Regions from separate parts of the Homo sapiens genome. Here region 2 is linked to region 1. A link is a loop called in an ENCODE intact Hi-C map of the cell type or tissue named here. Cell type or tissue: IMR-90. All regions are shown on one strand. Links, peaks and the distances in the headings refer to the core of each region. The heading gives the core; the rest is flanking DNA.

Evidence for each region. Peaks named below come from ENCODE experiments on the same cell type or tissue, not always from the same donor. Only the 100,000 strongest peaks of a DNase experiment are listed, where the experiment ranks them.
Region 2: a loop joins it to region 1, with 6 times the contacts of the local background. A loop is called at or near these places in 33 of 110 quality-filtered maps.

The regions. Positions count from the first base shown.
Region 1 is chr4:121,478,311-121,489,080 of GRCh38, forward strand. The region is part of intron 1 of LOC107986309 (a long non-coding RNA gene); the gene reads left to right. Among named protein-coding and RNA genes, the nearest start is that of QRFPR, 100 kb to the left of the region's middle. In IMR-90, for the core only: a CTCF peak has its summit at 6,422 (motif pointing right); a DNase peak (open chromatin) is centred at 6,431; H3K27me3 peaks cover 167 bases.
Region 2 is chr4:121,724,907-121,735,676 of GRCh38, forward strand. No RefSeq gene overlaps it. Among named protein-coding and RNA genes, the nearest start is that of ANXA5, 33 kb to the left of the region's middle. RefSeq lists a silencer at 1,980-2,159. In IMR-90, for the core only: a CTCF peak has its summit at 1,957 (motif pointing left); DNase peaks (open chromatin) are centred at 1,945, 3,415 and 4,105; H3K27ac peaks cover 2,044 bases.

The DNA of each region.
Region 1 (10,770 bases), core at 1,592-9,591:
GTAATCGAGTTAAGATGGAGGTTCATTATATTGAGTTAAGATGGGCCCTGATTCAATGACTAGTGTTCTTAAAATGGAGAAAATTTGGACACAGAGACACACAAGGAAGAACACCATGGAATTATGGAGGTAGAGATTAGAATGATGCATCTACCAGCCAAGAAATGCCAAGCATTGCTGGAAACCTCCAGAAGGTAGAAGAGGCAAGAAAGAATTCAACTCCTATGGCCTTCAGAGGGAGCATGGTCCAGCATAGCCTCCAGACCTGTGATATATTTGTATTATTTTAAGCTACCTAGTTTGTGGTGCTTTGTTACGGCAGCCTAGGAAACTCATATATCTACTAACTTACTCGTTTCAAGCAATATTGCCAGGAAGAGCTGATACAGACAGGGCTTCTAACCAACAACAAACATAAAAATATTGGAAAATTTTTTAAAAGAAAAATCAATATATAGCTAAACTTCAAAGAAAGAAAAGAAAGTCCTCAGGAGCAAGAAAGGAATAGGGAATTCAGGCCAGAAATGAACCTTAAGAGCTTTTAAAATTATTTTTAAATATTTTAAACATATAAAAATACACAAAACATATTAAACATTCATGTACCAATCATGGATTAAGAAATAAAATATCAGTAATCTTGGAATTTCTTTGTACTCTTCTCCAATTTCATCCTCCTACTTACTCTCCTCCCAAAGTAATAATAATTCTAATATTTGATAATTTTTATTCTTAACAAATAGCTTCATTCTTTTGTGCGTATGCATCAATATACATGCATATGTGTATACATACACACATAATTTCGTTTTGTTTGGATTTTCTAAAAATTGTTTTGTTTTAATTTTATACTTTCTTTGTCACTTACTTTTCCCACTTAACTATGAAAGATTTGTCCATGTTGATAAATGTCACTTTAAATTATATAGAATATTTCATTGTAAAATATCCTACAAAAGATTAGAGAATACATCCAGGAACTCCAAGGTTTAAAGTGTAAGTGTGCCAAAAATAGGAAACAGAAATAGAAGAGAGGAAATAAACATTCACTGCCCCAGGGCTTTCCAATCAGTAGGTGGCAGTCAGTAAGCCAGGTTTGTGTTCTTCCTTTCAGGGTAGCAAGTTCCCCCAGACCCTGAGCAGGTCCAGAGATGCTGTTTGGGAGCAAACACCATAAGGCTGGAGTCAAAAAACCTTATAAATGTACCTAGTGTTCTATTTTACTGCTGCTATGCTGGCATCTGGCATGCAGACCACAAGACAAAGTCCTTTCCGCTCTTCCATTCCCTTTTGACAGACAGAGGAGCCCCTCCCCATGGCCATCACCACTGCTGGCCCACAGGGGGTTCTACCAGGCCACCCCAATGTTCACTTAAGGCCCAAGGGCTCTTCAGTCAGCTTGTGGTGAGTGCTGCTTGGCCTGGGACTCACCCTTCAGGGCAGTGGGCTCTCCTCTGGCCCAGGAAAGGTCCAGACATGCTGTCCAAGAGCCCAGGCCTGGACTTGGGGACCCCAAGAGCCCACTTGGTGCTCTGCTGCACTGTGGCTAAGCTGGTACCTGAAACCAGCATGGCTCAGGGTTTCATCCAAGGCCAATGGTGTACTATCTGGGTATCACTGCTGGTTATTCAGGGCCTAAGGGCTCTTTAGTCAGCACGTGAGTAATCCTTCCAAGACTGGATTTTTCCCTTCAAGGTAGCTGTTTCCTTTCTGGCACAGGGTGTGTCTAGAAATGTCATCTGGGAGCCAGGGTGTGGAACTGAGGCCTCATGACTCTGCCTGGTGCCCTAGTCTACTGTGTCTGAGCTGGTATCCAGGATGCAAGACAAAGTCCTCTTTACTATTCTCTCTCCTCTCCTCAAGCAAAAGGAAGGTGTCATTTTTGTTGCTGCAAGCTGCGCTGCCTGGGGTTGTGGGAAAGGCAGTATAAGCATTCCCTTTCCTGTGACATCTGTTGTCACACTAGGTAACTCACTGCCCCAGTCCACTTGTCTAAGCCCAGCACAACATCAGGACTTGCCTAAGAATTGCAGTCCTTGTATCCTAGACTGCTTTTCAAATTTACTTATGACCCCAGAGTACTTTAAACCACAGTGGCAAGGCTTGCCAGAACTGAAGTTCCAACTGCTGGTATGGGCACTTCCCCTTTGCCTAGGTCTGGTCCAAATGCTCCCTTGTGAGAAGGTCCCAGCTGAGTTGAGCATGGTTTTGTTTTCAACTATGACAGAGCAGCACTGAATTCAATGCAAAGTCCCCCATCACTGTGCTCTCCTTCCCCTAAGTACAGATTCTCCGTGCCACGTGGCCACTACTAAGGAAGTGGGGAGGAATGGCATCAGCAATTCAAGAGTGTCTTTTCTACTCTTTTCAGTGCCTCTTTCAGAGATATAAAGTTAAAATTAAGTACTGTGATTGCTCTTCTGATTTTTGGTTCTTAAGAAGATGCTTTTTTGTGTGTGCAAATAGTTGTTAAAATGTGTTTCTGCAGAGATAATCAGTAGTGGAGTCTTGGCTATGGTAAATGTGATTGCATTCTTGATTTGGCTCTCAGCTTGAATGTTATAGGTTTATAGGAATGCTACTGATTTTTGTACATTGATTTTGTATTCTGAAACTTTACTGAAGTTATCAGTTCCAGGAGCCTTACAGTAGAGTCTTTAGCGTTTTCTAGGTATAGAATCATATTGTTAGTGAAGAGAGATAGTTTGACTTCTTACTTAACTATTTAGATGCCTTTTATTTCTTTCTTTTCCTAATTGCTTTGGCAAGAACTTCCAGTACTATGTTGAATAAGAGCAGTGAGACTGGGCATCCTTGTCTTGTTCCAGTTCTCAAGGAGACTGCTCCCAATTTTTAGCTATTCAGTATAATGTTGGCTGTGAATTTGTCACAGAGGGCTCTTACTATTTTGAGGTACGTTCCTTTGATGCCTAGTTTCTTGAGGGTTTTTATCATAAAAGGATGTCGAATATCATCAAAAGTTTTTTCCACATCTATTGAAATGATCATATGGTTTTTTGTTTTTAATTCTATTCATTCGGTAAATCACATTTATTGATTTGTGTATGTTGAACCAACCTTGCATCACAGGAATGAAGCCTAGGTGATCATAGTGAATTAACTTTTTGATGTGCTACTGGATTCATTTTGCTAAGGATATTTGCGTCTGTGTTCATGAGAGATATTGGTCTTCAGTTTTCTTTTTTCATTGTGTCTTTGCCAGGCTTTAACAAAATGGAGATGCTGGTTTGGTAGAATGAGTTACAGAGGAGTCCCTCCCCTTCGATTTTTTTTTTGAGGGGGGCGCGGATAGTTTCAGTAGAATTGGTACCAGCTCTACTTTGTACATCTGTTAGAATTCAACTATAAATCTGTCTGATTCAGAACTTGTTTTTGGTTGGTAGGGTCTTTTTTGTGTTTTGTTTGTTTGTTTGTTTGTTTGTTTGTTTGAGATGGAGTCTTGCTGTCTCGTCCAGGCTGGAGTGCAGTGGCGCGATCTCGGCTCACTGCAAGCTCCGCCTGCCGGGTTCACGCCATTCTCCTGCCTCAGCCTCCCGAGTCGCTGGGACTACAGGCACCCGCCACCACGCCCGGCTAATTGTTTGTATTTTCAGTAGAGACGGGGTTTCACCGTGTTAGCCAGGATGGTCTCGATCTCCTGACCTCGTAATCTGCCCACCTCACCCTCCCAAAGTGTTGGGATTACAGGCTTGAGCCACCGAACCCGGCCTTTGGTAGGTTTATTACTGATTCAATTTTGTAACTCGATATTGGTCTATTCACGGTTTTGATTTTTTGCTGATTCTATCTTGGAAGATGGTATGTTTCCAGGAATTTATCCATTTCCTCTAGGCTTTCTAGTTTGTGTGCATAGCAGTGTTTGTAATAGTCTCTGAGGATCATCTGTATTTCTGTGGGATCAGTTGTAATGCCATCTTTTTCATTTCTAATTGTTCTTATTTGGATCTTCTCTCCTCTTTCTTTTTTAACCTAGCTAATAGCTTAACAATCTTGTTTATACTTTCAAAAACAAACTTTTGATTTTGTTGATTCTTTGTATGAAATTTTAGGTCTCAATTTTGTTCAGTTGTGCTCTTTTAGTTTTCTTCTGCTAGCTTTCAGGTTAGTTTGCTCTTGTTTCTCTAGTTCCTCTAGGTGGGATGTTAGATAATTAATTTGAAATCTTTCTAACTTTTCAAGTTAGGTGTTTAGTGCTATAAACTTTCTTCTTAACACTACTTTTGCTGCATCCCAGAGTTTTGGTATGTTGTGTCTCTGCTTTTATTTCATGAAAGAATTTTTTTAATTTCTTCCCTAATTTTGTTGTTTACCCAAAAGTCATTCAGGATTATGTCGTTTAATTTCCATGTAATTGTATAGTTTTGAGAGTTTTTTGGTATTTATTTCTACTTTTATACCACTGTGTTTTGATAGCATGGTTGATATGATTTACTCTTTTTTTCAACTCAATAGGACTTGCTTTATAGCTGAGCATGTGGTTGATCTTGGAGTATGTTCTGTATGCAGAAGAGAAGAATGTATACCCTGTGGTTGGTGAGTGGATTGTTCTACAGAGGTCTATTAAGTCAAATTGGTCAAGTGTCAAATTTATGTTCAGAATTTCTGTGTTAGTTTTCTGCCTCAATGGTCTAATGCTGTTGCTGAGGTTTTTAAGTCCCCTACTATTATTGTGTTGCTAAGTCTTTTTGTAAGTTTAGAAGTTCTTGTTTTTTGAATCTGTATGTTCCAGTGTTGGGCGCATATATATTTAGGTTAATTAAGTCTCATTGCATTGAACCCTTTAGCATTATGTAATGGCATTTCTTGTTCTTTTTTACTGTTGTTGGTTTAAAGTCTGTTTTATCTGATGTAAGAGTAGTGACCTCTGTTCTTTTTTGCATTCTGTTTTTGTAATAGATATTTCTCCAATCCTTTACTTCTGGCCTATGGGTGTCATTACGTGTCAAGTGGGTCTCTTGAAGATAGCAGATGGATGGTCTTTTTTTAAAATTCGATTTGCTATTCTGTGCCTTTTAAGTATGATATTCAGACCACTTACATTCAAGGTTAATATTGATATGTGAGGCTTTGATCATATCATGAAGTTGTTAGTTCGTTGCTTTGTAGTTTCTATTGTGTGGTTGCTTTATAGGGTCTTTGAACTATGTAATTAAGTGGGTTTGTGTGGCAGCATGCTTTTGTTTCTAAATTTACGACTCCCTTGAATATCTCTTGTAAGGTTTGTCTAGCAGTAATAAATTCCCTTAGTATTTGTTTGTCAGAAAAAGATTTTATATCTCCTTCACTTATGAAGTTTATTTTGGTAAGATATGAAATTATTGGTTGGAATTCCTTTTCTTTAAGAATGCTGAAACTAAGCTTCCAATATCTCCTGGTTTGTGAGGTTTCTGCTGAGAAGTCCACTCTTAGCCTGATGGGGTTCCCTTTGTACATGATCTGATATTTTTCTTTAGCTGCTTTTAAGAGTTTTTTTCTTTAGCATTGATCTTCTGCAGTCCAGTGACTATTTTCCTTGGTGATGTTCATTTTGTACAGTATCTGAAAGACGTTCTATGAATTTCTTATATCTGGATGTCTACCTCTCTAACAAGATTAGGAAAATTTTCTTGAATTATTTCCTCAAGTATGTTTTTTAGGTTGTTTTCTTTTTCTCCATCCCTCTAATGAATTCCAATAATTCATAGGTTTGGTCACTTTACATAATCTCATATTTCTTGAAGACTTTGTGTTTTAAAATTCTTTTGCCTTTTTTTTTTTTTTTTTTTTTTTTGTCTGACTGGGCTAATTCAAAAGACTGGCCTTCAAGCTCTGAAATTCTTTCTTCTGCTTGATCCAGTCTATTGGTAAAGATTTACATTGTATTTTGAAATTCCTTAAGTAAGTTCTTCAATTCCAGAAGCTCTGATTGTTTTCTTTTTAAGATGTTTATCTCTTCTTTTATTTCCTGAATTGCTTTAGAAGTTGTTACTTCATGTTGATTTTCAACCTTGTCTTGGATCTCATTGAGCTTCCTTGCAATTTATGCTTTGAATTCTTATCTGTCATTTCTGGGTATCCACTTTGGTTAGGGAACATTGCTGGAAAGTTAGTGTGATCCTTTGATGATGTCACTACATTCATGTTTTTAATGGTGCCAAAATTCTTACACTGGTCCCTTCTTATTTGGAGACATTGTGGCACTTCTAATTATTGTAATTATTTTCATGTGGGTAAGATTTTTTCTTTTTCTTTCTTTCCCTATAATATTTTTGATATTTTTGGTGGTGTTGTTCTTTCCTTTTCCCTGCTCCAGATAGAGTGTGACTTTAGAGAATGCTGTAGGACTTTGGTTTTGCTTTTCCCTATGCACTTCTGTCCTTGGGTTTTACATTGGGCTGTGCAGTTTGTCCTACAGGCCAGTAGGTGGCCCTTAGGAGTAAGAGCCGGCTGTGGCCAATGCAGCTGGGTATATACTTGATTACTGTTTACTGGGAGATCTCTTGCCTCAGGCAATGGATTGATTCATGAAGTGCACAGTACTCTGAGCTCCCTCCTCATCTCCAGAGAGCTGGAGGGCAAGATGAGCAGGGACAGACTGGGTAGGTCCCCCTACAGGTCCCCTGATGGGAGGCACAGGCAACAGCCCTGAGGGAGAACCCAGAGATGTGCCTAGTTGTGGAGCTGGGAAACCTCCTTGACCCAAGCTCTCTGCATGAGGATGGGGGGCAGCCTAAACTCTTACTCCAAGAGAGTGGGTGCTCCAGAAGCTTGGAGATCTGCCTGGGTGTGGAGTAGAGAGAGCCCCCCTGTACCAGGATCTCTGAACAGGAAGGGTGGAGTGACTCAGGCTGCTATTCCAAATGAGCAGGTCCTTCAGATGCCTGGAGATCTTCTTGAGCATGAAGCAGAAAGAGACCCCCTGCACCTGTGTCTCTGCACAGGAAGGGTGGGCCATCTCAGGCTGCCAATCCAGGCAAGCAGGTGCTTTACATGCTTGGAGATCTACTCACCTGGAACAGAGGGGGCCTCGATATGCCATGACCTACGCCGGGAAGGGTGCTTATGCTGCTGTTCCAGGCAAGCAGTTGCTCCCAATGCCTGGAGATCTGCCTGGGCATGAAGCAGAGTGTCCTCCCACCCCATACCTGTTATCTGCACAAGAGGGTGGGCGGCTCAGTCTGCCAATCCAGGCAAGCAGGTGCTTTGAATGCCTAAAGATCTGCTTGGATGTGGAGTAGAGAGGGCCTCACTGCACTATGATCTATGTTGAGGGAGGGTGGGGCAGCTTAGGCTGCTAAACCAGATGAGTGGGTGGTCTGAATGCCTAGAAATCTGTCTGGGCATGAAGCAGAGAGGGCTTTCCTGTACAGAAGCTCTGTGCAAAAAGATTGAGTCAACTCAGGCTGCTAGACCATGCAAGCCAGTGCTCCAAATGCCTGGAGATCTACCTCCCTGTGGAGAAGAGAGGGCCCCCCTGGTCCATAACCTATGTACAGGAAGGGTGGGACAGCTCAGGCTACTGATCCAGGCAAGGAGGTGCTCTGAATACCTGGAGATCTGCCTGGGCATAGAGCAAAGATGGCCCCACTGCACCACAATCTATGTCTATGAAAAGACGGGCAGCCCAAGCTGCTGGTCCAGGCTGGCAGGTACTCCAAATGCCTGTATTTCTGCCTGGAGGTGAAGTGGAGTGGGTCCTGCTGCACCACGACCTTAGGGGAGCAGCCTGGGGAACCCAGCAATGACACACACAGACTGGTTCCAGGTGACCTGGAACTGCACATCTGGCCCTGGCTGCACATCTCATCTAGGAAAAACTGCTGCTGTAGCAGCTCTCCTCCCACCCCAGGCTTATGACAGGGAGAGCACAATTCCACAACCTACCGCTGAGGCACTTTCCACAGTTCTGTCTATGGAGGCCCCTACCACACTCCAGAGCAGACATTCCAATCTCTGGCCCAAGACAAATGTCTGCGTGGCCATACTGCTGAGGCACCAAAGAATGGCTGACTTTGTATCAGCCTGGATTAAAAGTGGCCTTCTGCTTTTGGTCCTAAATCTTGGAAATTGCCTGTAGCTTTTCCTGGTGTGTTTCCCTCACAGCATTTCCAAGCCTCTCCCCAAGTTAGCTTCAAGACTTGGGAGAAATGAAGTGTTCTCCCTTGGCCTAGGTCACTCAGCTCTCCCTGTAAGTCACAGAGGGAGGTTCTCTGCCTCTTTTGCATATGGGGGCTTCACTCACTTCACTCACTCCTCCCCGGGATCTGGGATGTCCTTCATAATTCTGGTGGGTTCCTACATTCCTTCTTGAATTAAAGCTTAGGGAGTTTATCTTTATGCACTATCTTGCTATTTCCAAGTGGCTGAGGCACACTAAAAGCCTCTAATCTGCCATCTTGAAAAAATAAAACAAACTAATCTTTGATCTTGATGCTGTGATTGGGTAAGACTTGTGTTGTCTTCCTTGGACAGGGAAGTAAGTATATTTTGCCTGTGGAGGGAAGGGAAGTGAATATTTGTGACAAAAAAAAACTTGGACTGAAGTCAACTGCATTATTGTTCTCAAATATTCACACTCCACTCTTTACTCCTATGAGTGGAATAACTGCCTTGCTTCACTGATGTTGGTCTTACCTGCGGGACTCACTTTGGCTTACAGAATGGGATCAGATGTTGGTCTTACCTACAGGACTCACTTTTGGCTTACAGAATGGGATCAGAGGTTCAACTCAGCATTTCCGGCTCTTCTTCTTTGCTGTAAAATAGGGATGTCCCACACAGGAACTCTTCCTGCAATCTGGTGCCAGAATGAAACACACCCCTCAGGCATGAGCTGAGGCACCACTAACCTAGAGCCTTCATTTCACGAGAATGTGAAATAAATATTTGGGGTTTTAAACTACTGAGATTTGGGTGGCCTTATTAACCCAGCATAACCTATCAGAGCTGGTTAATACAATCAGTTCTAAAATCAATTTGGCAACATCTAGTTAATTTGAAGATGTACATAGTTTATAATCTACTAATTCCACTTACAGTTATATACTCTAGAAAAACTTTTATACATGGGCACAAAAAGATATACACAAGGTTGTTATTGAAATGTTTGCAAGAACTAAACATGTAAATAATCTAAATATCTATCAATAAGAAGTATATACATTTAGTATATACATGGGATACTATACAAAATTTTAAATGATTAAATTGGGTATAATAAAATTAATACCAATATTTAAAGCAATGTGTAAAAAAATCATGTTGCCAAAGTATAGGTGTGATACCACTTGTAGTAAAGTTGTAAACACAAAAAAGTTATAAATATTATTGAAATACACACACAAGTTATATATATTATTGAAATACACACACACACACACACACACACACACACATATATATAGGAAACATAAATGGCAAGGGCATACCAAACTCAAGACAGTAGTTGCCTTTGCAGAGAGAAGGATAAATGAGATCAGGAAAGGATTTAAAGAAGACTTCAAATATGTCAATTTTCTCTTTCATATATCCGAAATCCCAATTGGCAAAATGTCAACACTCGTTAAATCCAGGTGTGTGGTAGCTATTTTTTCTGATTATTTCTATATGTTCCATTAGAACAATCTTTGTTTAATCTGATGCCCATTTCAATTCATACTCTTTTGAAATATGTCTTCCCCAAATAATTCTTTAGCTGCTTGTATATATATTCTACTTTCACTATACTATTAACATTAAAGACAAGTTCTACTTGTTATACTGGGCAGTGAGGCAACATGATATAATGAAAATATTGTGCACTCTGGACTCAGGGAAGCTTAGGCCAGATTCTTGGTTTGAACAAGCTGCAAATATCTAAACTCTCTGTGGTTTGGTTACTATCCTACAATGTCATAATTAAGACAAAGTCATTGCTATATCAAAAGCACTTAATAAATAAAAATGATTGGGTGATAATAATGATATCTAATTTATATTGAATGTTTTCTTTATTCTGTGAACTCTTTCAATCACTTAAATTGTATTCTTAATGCCTCTCTGCCCAACATTTATTCCCATTTTACAGATGAGGAAACTGAAGAGGTGAAAACTTATTCATCTGAGTTTTTACTTTACTCAATACTTGTTGTATTAATTCTTATAATATCCTACATGGCCCTAAAATGGTAAAGAAATGAGTAGAACTTCCTGGAAAAAGGAACCTATATTACAATAACAACCCAACTTATGCACATTTATCTTAATACCTGAGCACTCAAAAAACATCTATTCAAAGATATCCTTGGCATAAAGATGTTATCTGCCGTTCCCTGTGTGTTTTCCAAGCCAATTTATGGTCTCCTATGCATCCTAGTGTTTCAACAAATACAAACCAACAGATTAATTATACATTGATGTGGGATAAAAGGTGAAATTATATTTCTTTATCCTATAAAAGGTGAACATAACTTCGCCTTTTATCCTATATGTTCTTGAGGAGAAAGCAGACAAAAGCAAATTTGGGGGGCTAACAAAATGAACTTTAGGCTTATTATTTTCTCTTTTGTCCAGTTTTAAATCTTACTTTAGCACATTGCAGTGACAAAAGCCCACCAAAGATTTGTCATTTCAGCACACAAAAAAAGTCTAAGATATTCACTTCAATTTATTTGAGCTACTTTATATCCCACATTTATGATTTGTCTTCACACCTAGTCTGTTTAACTTCGCACATAATTCCTTCATGGGATGGTAATTTGTAATATAATGACTAGATTATATTAACCTTCA
Region 2 (10,770 bases), core at 875-8,874, 250 kb after region 1:
ATGAACCAGCATAACTCATCTTTCAGGGACAGGGACATAACTCAGTCAAAGACACCCTACAGGAGAGTGGTTCACTGGATTGTGGTGACTTTTCATAGCAGGGGAAGCAGACTCCCACTCACCTGTTTTTTCTGTTTTTAAAATGCGTAAGTTCTTCCTTCTTTCATCTCTTTCCTTCAGCTCTTCCCTTCTTCCAGTAACCCCCATTCACTCCGAGTTTCTGATACCCAGCCCTGCAGGTGTTTTTAGTACAAATATTTTGTCTCTCAGGTGTTTGGGGCAGAGGAAAAAAGATAAGAAGCACTAATCTAGTTCACTTAAAAGCCCTGTGCAATGCTAAGAGTGACTACAACAGAAAGCGTCAGCTCTGTGTAACCCCATCCTTCACAGTCCTCATGTCCCCTGACAGCCTCTCTCTTTGCGGTCTCATCTTCATATCCCTGTGTAATATCTCCTTTCAGAGCACAAGCTATGGAGCTGGGTGTGGTGGATCATGCCTGTAATCCCAGCTACTCAGGAAGCTTATGCAGGAGGATTGCTTGGGCCCAGGAGTTTGAGGTGGGTCTGGGCAACATAGCAAGACCACATCTCAAAAACAACAACAACAGCAACAGCAAAAACCAACAAAACATTGCTTCATAACAAAGGTAGTTTCACCAGGCTTGGAATAAGCCCTTCTTGGTTTCTGGGACAACTCTTTTAAATGCTTAAGACTCTTCCTACACATTTTAACCCAGGTACATAGGAGATCTATGTAAGAAGTCTCCCTTAAATCTACAACATTTTTCGGTGGGGGAAGGCATGCTTTGCCACAGTGCAATATTGGAATCTAGAGGAGCTCATTTCTTCCTTCAGTGGGAAAGCCACAGGCACTAAGCAGATACACCAATGTTCCATCCCTTAAGTGATGTCTTCGTTGAAACCCACAATGCATTACTGACAGACATTCCTGGAACAATGGCTTTTTCTCTGAGACCATAGTTCTCTTCCAGATCATCAGAGGAAATGAAAAGAGCATAGACACATGCCTGGTGAGCAGGCTGCCTGAGAAGCCCTGCCATTTCCCATTTTTCCTAATAACTCAGAAAATAAGCAGTCAGCCAGGCCCGGTGGCTCACACCTGTAATCCTAGCACTTTTGGAAGCCGAGGCGGGAGGATCACTTGAAGTCCAGAGTTTGTGACCAGCCTGGCCAACATGGTGAAACCCCTTCTCTACTAAAAATACAGAAAAATTAGCTGAGCATAGTGGTGGCACCTATAATCCCAGCTACTCTGGAGGCTGAGGCAGGAGAATCGCTTGAACCCAGGAGGGAGAGGTTGCAATGAGCCGAGATCACGCCACTGCACTCCAGCCTGGGCAACAGAATGAGACTCCATCTCATAAAAAAAAAAAAAAAAAAAAAAAGCAGTCAACATAGAAAGTGGCTTCAAGAAGGAAGGACATATCTAAAACTTTTTTTTTCTTACTTCCCCCTGCTCAGAACAAACTTTGAGATCACCATCTCGCAATCTAACACTGACGAAAACACAGTCTTGTAGAACGTGAACGTCAAAACCACAGCACTTTTTTGTTTTTATAGGACAAGTTGAGTATCTGTTTCGTAGTTTATCAGTTTTATTGATCATGAGAACACATATAGCAACTGCCTGGCTTCTAAGTCACATAGTATTTTATTATCTTTCTTTTCTCAGACAAAGAAGATAACTCAAGTAGTAAAATATTGGGCTGAATGACTACCTAAATGATCTCTAAGTAGGTTTCACACTAGACTGATCAGCAGTTACCTGCATCTGACCAGCCACAGCAGCTGCTGGGTACTCATTTCTGTAGCAGGGCCATTTACCTGTTCACTGTTTAGTTCATTCAAGGGGCCCCTTTATCTGTCAGGAGGAAATTAGCCATAGAATCAAGTCCTGCCACATTAGTGCTTCCACTGTACCTAATACTGACCTCTGCTGTTGTTTTAACCACATTACATGGAAGCCATTTATTTACCTATCTGTCTTGACTACTAAGTTGTGAACTCTCTGAGAATTGAAAGTGTGTCTTATTCATCCACTCGGTTTCAATGATTGGTATAAATAACTGCTCAATATGCATTTACTGGATGAATGAACAAACCAACACGCAGCCATCAGACAGTGAGGCCTAGTGGTTAAGAAGATGTGCTCTGGTGGCAAACATCTGTTTTAAAATCCTGGTTCCCCAGTTTCCAACTGTGTGAGTGACACTGAACAATTTCTTAATCCATTTGCACCTCAGCCTGTTAAGGGGGGTTAATATTAGAACTTTTTTCACAGTACTGTTGAGTTAGTATATACGAAGCATGTAGAAAAATGCAAGCACACTAATGTTTAGTATATGTTCACTGTGGTTGCTATTGTTATGAATATGATCATTATTACTAGGCAAAAATAATACCCCTATTAAGAACACTAGAAGAATTTAATACGTGAGTTCACGGCTCTTTGCACCAGAGCCTCTGATAGTGAAAAGGCAAGCCAGATACTACCACACAGTGGAGAAAGATGTTTAAAATGTGCTTTGTCCTGGCTATGTAGTGGCTTATGCCCGTAATCCTAACACTTTGGGAGGCTGAGGCAGGCGGATCACTTGAGGCCGGGCATTCAAGACCAGCCTGGCCAACATGGCGAAACCCCATCTCTACTAAAAATACAAAAAGGTAGCCGGGTGTGGTCGTGGGCGCTTGTAATCCCAGCTACTCTGGAGGCTGAACCACAAGAATCACTTGAACCAACTGAGATCGCACCACTGCACTCCAGCATGGGCGACAAAGTGAGACTCTGTCTCAAAAAGACAAACAAACAAACGAAAGTGCTTTGTCCTCCATGAATAAAATTCAGCTAATACTGGGCAAGTATTCACTATGGGCCCCACGTCTGTTAGATCTTTTATTCATATGACCTTATTTCCGTTTCAAAGCAAGTATGGGAGAAAGAACTTTTGTTATTTTTCCCTTTTTGAGTTTTACTCTGCTGCCCAGGCTAGAGTACAATGGTGCGATCTTGGCTCACTGAAGCCTCTACCCACCGGGTACAAGTGATTCTCCTGCTTCAGCCTCCTGAGTAGCTGGAACTACAAGTGTGGGAATGTCCCAGCTAATTTTTGTATTTTTAGTAGAGAAGGGGTTTCGCCATGTTGGCCAGGCTGGTCTTGAACTCCTGACCTCAGATGATTCAACTGCCTCTGCCTCCCAAAGTGCTGAGATTACAGGCATGAGCCACCGCGCCTGACCATTTTTCTCATTTTTTAAAAGATGAGGAAAATGAGGCTCAGAAATGTTAAACAATTTCCTGAACATGATACACAGGTAGGTGAATCATCTGGCCCCAGAGCCCATCATCTTTCTGTTCCAAGTTGCCTCCAATGCAACAAACAGAGAGCAGAAGCATCACGGGAATGTTGTTAAATGTTCCCTGTGGCATTGCCCAATGAATGAGGATGAAGCCAGGCGTCCTCAGCCTTTGGTCCCAAGTACAGTAATCCCCAAAGAATGCTGGTTCTGAGGTCTCCCTCCAGCCCTGAATAAAGTCCCCTGGATGCATTTCTGGGAATTGAAGGATATAATTTCTTTAAAAAATATTTTAAGGCAAGTAGTTATTAAATATTATAGTCATAATTAAATAATTCATAATACCTCAAATTTCCCCTCGGGAGACCTCTGTCAAAACCATGCTATGCCCAGCTACAAAATTCTAATGATAAATTTCATATATTCTAACCCAGCTCATTTCCCAAAGAGGCACTAATATCTCTGGGGGGTTTTAAATCATGGCACTGCTGTCAAGTTGTAAGTATTATCATCTTCATTTTGTGGGTGAGGAAACTGAATTTTTAAGGATTTAAAAGACTTGGCTAAGGTCATACAGCTAATGAGGAGCAGAGAAGGGTTGGAATCCAGATTTTCAGCTTCTACACTGCCACTCTGGCAGTCAAACCCTGAGCCATTTACTGTGGAAAAGCTTTGTGACAAGCACTGCACTAAGGGCCAGAAATGGAAAAGTGAGTAAGACATAGTTCCCAATCTTGTGGGGAGATACACTCATAACTAACACAATAAAATGTAAACATGGTGATAGACCATATCTATAAAATGCCACTGGGGCACATGAAATTCTTTAAAAAGCATGTAACAATTGAACTGGGTGTTGGAGAGTGAGTAAGAGTTTGCCCAGGAGGGGAAGTGCAGTCTAAGCAGAAGGCGATTCTTGTGCATGGAGTATGCAGGAAACATGCGGGAGTGGCCCCTTGATTCTTGCTGCATTTTGAAAGGCGAGACCTTTTAAATAGTCTGATTTATGATACAACAGTAATAAACCAGACAAGAGTACCTTTTTTTTTTTTTAAACTTTGAGTTCCAGGATACATGTACAGAACGTACAGGTTTGTTACATAGGTATACATGTGCTGTGGTGGTTACTTGTACCTATCAACTCATCATCTAGGTTTTAAGTCACACATGCATTAGGCATTTGCCCTAATGCTCTCCCTCCCCTTGGCCCCCACTCCCTGACAGGCCCTGGCATGGGTTGTTCCTCTCCCTATGTCCATGTATTCTCTTTTTTTTTTTTTTTTTTTTTTGAGACAGAGTCTCGCTCTGTCGCCCAGGCTGGAGTGCAGTGGTGCGATCTCGGCTCACTGCAAGCTCCACCTCCCGGATTCACACCATTCTCCTGCTTCAGCCTCCCGAGTAGCTGGAACTACAGGTGCCCACCACCACACCCGGCTAATTTTTTGCATTTTTTTTTTTTTTTATTTTTAGTAGAGACAGGGTTTCGCTCTGTTAGCCAGGATGGTCTCGATCTGACCTTGTGATCTGCCCGACTTGGCCTCCCAAAGTGCTGAGATTACAGGTGTGAGCCACCACGCCCAACCTGTGTCCATGTATTCTCATTGTTCAGCTCCCACTTACCAGTGAGAACATGCAGTGTTTGGTTTTCAGTTCCTGTGTTAGTTTGCTGAGGATGATGGCTTCCAGCTCCATCCATGTTCCTGCAAAGGACATGATCTCATTCCTTTTTAATGGCTGCATAGTATTCCATGGTGCATATGTGCCACATTTTCATTATCCAGTCTATCATTGATGGGCATTTGGGTTGGTTCCATGTCTTTGCTATTGTAAATAGTGCTGCAATAAACATACATGTGCATGTATCTTTATAGTAGAATGATTTATATTCCTTTGGGTATATACCGAGTAATGGGATTGCTGAGTCAAATGGTATTTCTGGTTCTAGATCCTTGAGGAATCACCACACTGTCTTCCACAATGGTTGAACTAATTTACATTCCCACCAACAGTGTAAAAATGTTCCTATTTCTCCACAGCCTCACCAGCATCTATTGTTTCTTGACTTTTTAATAATCCCCATTTTGACTGGCATGAGATGGTATCTTAGTGTGGTTTTGATTTGCATTTCTCTAATTATCAGTAATGTAGACCTTTTTTTCATATGTTTGTTGGCCGCATAAATGTCTTCTTTTGAGAAGTGTCTGTTCATATACTTTGCCCACTTTTTGATGGGTTTGTTTGTTTTTTTCTTGTGAATTTGTTTAAGTTCCTTGCAGATTCTGGATATTAGACCTTTGTCAGACAGGTAGATTGCAAAAATTTTCTCCCATTCTGTAGGTTGCCTGTTCACTCTGATAATGGTTTCTTTTGCAGTGCAGAAGCTCTTTAGTTTAATTATACCCCATTTGTCAATTTTAGCTTTTGTTGCAATTGCTTTTGGTGTTTTTGTCATGAAGTTGTTGCCCATGCCTATGTCCTGAATGATATTGCCTAGGTTTTCTTCTAGGGTTTTTATCGTTTTGGGTTTTACACATAAATCTTTAATTCATCTTGAGTTAATTTTTTTATAAGGTGTAAGGAAGGGGTCCAGTTCCAGTTTTCTGCATATGGCTAGCCAGTTTTCTCAGAACCATTTATTAGATAGGGAATCCTTTCCCCATTCCTTGTTTTTGTCAGGTTTGTTGAAGATCAGATGGTTGTAGATGTGTGGTGTTATTTCTGAGGTCTCTGTTCTGTTCCATTGGTCTATATGGCAAGAGGACCCTTTAAACTTTATAAGTTTACATATACAATGTGTGTGTATGTCAACATACATTTGCATGAAGTGTGTAGGAAACATGGGGGGAGTGGCCCCTTTATTCTTGTTATATGTGGATATATGTATACCCACAGTATATATCTGTATATATTAGTATATACACAGTATATATATATGAATATATGTATATATACACACGTAGTATATATATGGCATTTCATTGAGATGTCTTAAGACTGACAAATTTTAGGACTATTATCTTGGCTTTTCTCTTTAATCTATCTCAGTGTTTCTTGATTAGGGCCAATTTTTAAATGTCTCTGAACATTTTTGGTTGTCACAACTGGGGACGGGATGGGGAAAGGTGTTACCGGCATCCTACAATGCACAGGACAGCTCCGGCAAGAAAAAAATTATCCAGTCCAAATAGTCAATTATGCTGAGGCTGAGAAACCCTGCTTATCTGCTTAGGAAGCCAGGCTCCTCCATCAAACTATCACCAAAGCCCAGAGAAAGGGTGCCGGAACCAAACCAAAGGCACAGGCATTTCAATTTCAGAGGAATTAGCACTGAGGCTGACGACCTTGTTCTTGCTTCACAACCTGACAGAAGCCTGCTCTGTGTTATCTAGGTAAAGAGACACCACAGAGATTACATAAAAAGCAGGCGGCTCAGGGGCCTAAGAACGGATGGTATCCATTAAAAATCAATTCACTAATAGTTTACCTAATAAACAGAACCACCAGGCTAAGTTTTAAAGGCCCTTCCTGCTTCTGCAGAGTGAAACAAGGGCAAACAGTTAATATATTTTTCTGTGTGCTTCTGTCTTTATTCTGTTTACTTAATAGCAATAACAACAACCATTGCCATTGCTGAGCACTCACTAGATATCAAGCACCATGCTAACTGCTTTCCGTGAATTATATCATGGAACCTTCCCCATTATGATATTATTTCCAGGGCGTATATTTTCCCCTGCTGGAGACTCATCCTTATTATGAGAGAAAACACTGAAGCGGTTCCACAAAAGAAGCAGTTACACCACTTACGAAACAACGCATGGTTATCAAAACCAGAGAAAATGTAGCCATCAAACAAGCAGATTTCACTAAGCACTAAGGTCCTCCATCTGTCAGGTTTGGTGCTATTTTCTAAGAAGGTCTTACCCTCAAGAAGGATAATAATAATATTATTTTGTAATAAAAAATAAAAAATAAAACTTAGCTTCTATTTTTTACTAACATAGATACCCATATATGGATAGCTTTAGATCCCCTGTCTCCCTTACTGATTGTATATTATATTCCAGACAAGAAAAGTATTATCCTTTAAACAAAGCTACTATGTTTCAGAACTTGGCTTAACCTGGTCTCAGTGCCAGGGTTCAGGCCAATTAACTAGAGGGCCAGGTGGGAGTCTACTTGTGGGAGCTGCCTTGTTTAAGAACTTAGATTTGGATGGAAAGAGACCAGAGTGGGAAGAACTACTGAGGACTGCATGATGCCTGTTCTCAAGCTCCGCTTTGCAAGTGATTTTCCAGTGCTTTTGTCCTTGACTCCAATAAGACTTGTTTTTCTTGCCCCCAGGAAAAGTTTCACAAAACACTATTTACACTTTCTCTGTGTGACCCACTCGTATTTTCTGTTCTGATTCTATTTTATTCCATTAAATTTTCTCTAATGCTAGTGTTGAATTAGTGGGTGACCGTATGTGCTGGTTTGCCCAGCACAGTCCTAGTTGATGCTGTTATCCCCTACAATTATTAATGACTCTCCCTTTCAGCTGTTAAATTGATTTCATAATGCATTGCTCAGGTTTGGAAAAATCCTGCTGTGGAAAAAGAAGCTTCAAGCAGCAGGTGAAAAAACTGTTTTCACAAGGAGGGAAGAGGCCCAGGACCCTGTAGAGCTGCCTCAGGGCCAAAGAAACAGCGCTGTGAGGGATTCACATTTTCTGAATCACAGTCTGTGCCTTTGTCAGGGTACTCAGGCAGCTGTGAGATGTCACCCCCAAGTGGTTTCTCAGGGGGTCATGGAGCAGGGTCCCTTTTCTCCCATAGACCACAGACGTGAAAGAGAAGGATCTATGTTTCAATCCATTGACTCACCGAGACGCGTGGAGCTTGCTAAGGAATTTGGGATTCCTATACTGCAGTATGCAGGTTACAGCAGTAACCTAGGAACATCGAATTATTTCTGACAATGTTTAAACTCACGGTTTAAAGAAATTAATTACAATTAATTTTCATAAATATCTGTGTGACCAGGCCAGCCGAGATAGCTCACACCTGTAATCCCAGCACTTTGGTGAGCTGAAGTGGGCTGATCACTTGTGGTCACAAGTTCAAGACCAGCCTGGCCAAAATGGTGAAACTCCGTCTCTACTAAAAATACAAAAATTAGCCAGGCATGGTGGCACATGCCTATGTTTGCAGCTACTCAAGAGGCTGAGGCAGGAGGATCACTTGAACCCGGGAGCTGGAGGTTGCAGTGAGCCAAGATTGTGCCGCTGCACTCCAGTCTGGGCCACACAGCGAGACTCTGTCTCAAGAAAATAAAATAAATCTGTGTAACCAAAATATGCTAGAAATAAATGATAGTTACTTAACAATGTTGCTTATTCATAGTGAGATTTTCAAAAGTAAAAAAACAAAAATTTTTGTTTTCTTTAAAAAGAAATTTGCTCAGAGGTACAAAATTTTTAGTAGCTTTTCCGTGAATAACATTTAAATTTGAAATGAACAGATTAAACATTTTAAAAACATTTTTCTTATAGAAAAGGAAAATTTTAATTACTTTAAACTGCTTTGGATATTCATTTACTTAAATCCTTTTCCATATTTCTCCGATCTTAAAATATGTTTGAGATGAGCAAAATCACATAGAATTTGTTAAAGATACTGCAATTCAGGAGGAAGTATTTGAAAAGAGGACTGACCCATATTCTCTTCAAATATTTTATTCTTACTTTTTTTTAAAACCAAGAAGGGTAGTTTTTTGCTACATTTTAAAAAAATGATTGCTATGATTTGAGTGTCCCCTCCAAAACTCATGTTGAAACTTAATCCCCAAAGTGGCAGTATTGAAAGTTGGGGCCATTAAGAGGTGATTGAATCATAAGGGCTCTGCCCTCATGAATGAATTATTAATCCATTGATAGGTTAATGGATTATCAGGGATGGGGAACTAGTGGCTTTATAAGAAGAGGAAAGACCTGAGTTAGCATGTTAGCATGCTCAGCCCCCTCACCATGTGATGCCCCGTGCTGCCTCAAGACTCTGCAGAGAGTCCCCACCAGCAAGAAGGCCCTCACCAGATGCAGCCCCTCAACCTTGGACTTCTCAGCCTCCAGAACTTCAAGAAATAAATTTCCTTCTTTATAAATTACCCAACTTCAAGAAATAAATTTCCTTCTTTATAAATTACCCAGCTTCAAGTATTCTAAGCAACAGGAAACAGACTAGTGCAATGATTTTCACATTTCTACTTGAAGTGACTAATAGCAACATATTTCAATGTTTTTGTCTTTCAAAAATAATTATGTTTTATAATTCCTAGTGACACTTCCCTCTCTTCAAGTCTCATTTAAGAAAACTGAAAAGTATTCAGGTTCTCAAAGTCAATTGGTAATAAATGGAATTTGCAGGGTTTTTTTCTTTGCTGCTGCCTCTGAGCATGGCTTCAGCAGTGCCACATCATGAATCCAGCAATGTATAGCAATGTATATTCACACATTCTTCTCATGTACTGTGCTAGGCTGTGGAGCTTAAGGCAACAGACAGCTTCTCGCTTTTTTTAGCTTTCCAGGCAAGAGCCCAAAACAACTTGTTAAAATAGGTGTTTTAAGAAAGTTAGAAATGAAAGAACTATAACCATGATAGAATGCTTTGAAATGTATTCTATCCCAGTAGTCCCTCCTCTAGAATACCAGACTGTCCTTGCAAATGATAAGCTGGAACTTTATTGTCCAAATTCAGGGGGCTGCAAGGGTGAGTGTTCTCTAATACTCCACTGGCATCAGCTTAAATGTTGATGAATGTGGATCTGATTCAAACAGCCCAGGGAAGCAACTCTTGTAAAAATTTCTAAGACCTTATGCCGGGCTACCTCATTCCTTCTGTGTCTCTTCTTTAAGCACTTCTTTCACTTGGCTTCCAGGATAGCTCTCTGGCCTGCTTTATTCCCACCTCTCTGACCTCCTGCCTCACCTCTTTTGCTGGGTCCTCTCCATTTGCTCACACTCTGAACGTTGCAGTGCATTAGGGTTAGTCCTTGGCATCTTTTTTCCCCTTCCCATACTCACTTTTTAGGTTATCTCATTTATTCTCACCACCCTCACTTGCTAAGCAGTCTCATTCATTCTCATGGCTTCAAATGCCATCTATATGTTAATGACTCCCAAATGTAGAATTCTGAACTCAAGCTTAATGCTTCCACAACTGAGTTTCTATTATTGCTTCCACCCCCAGTCTGCTCCTTTTATTGTCTTCTCCATCTCAATTGATGGCAACCTCAACTTCCCAGTGGCTCAGGCCAGAAACCTTGGAGTCATCTTTGACACCTCTCTTCCTTTCACATTCTGCATCAGCAAATGTGATTGTCTCTGCCTCAAAATGTAGCTGAGGGTAGGGTATGGTGGCTCACGCCTGTAATCCCAGCACTTTGGGAGGCCGAGGCGGGCAGATCACTTGAGGTTAG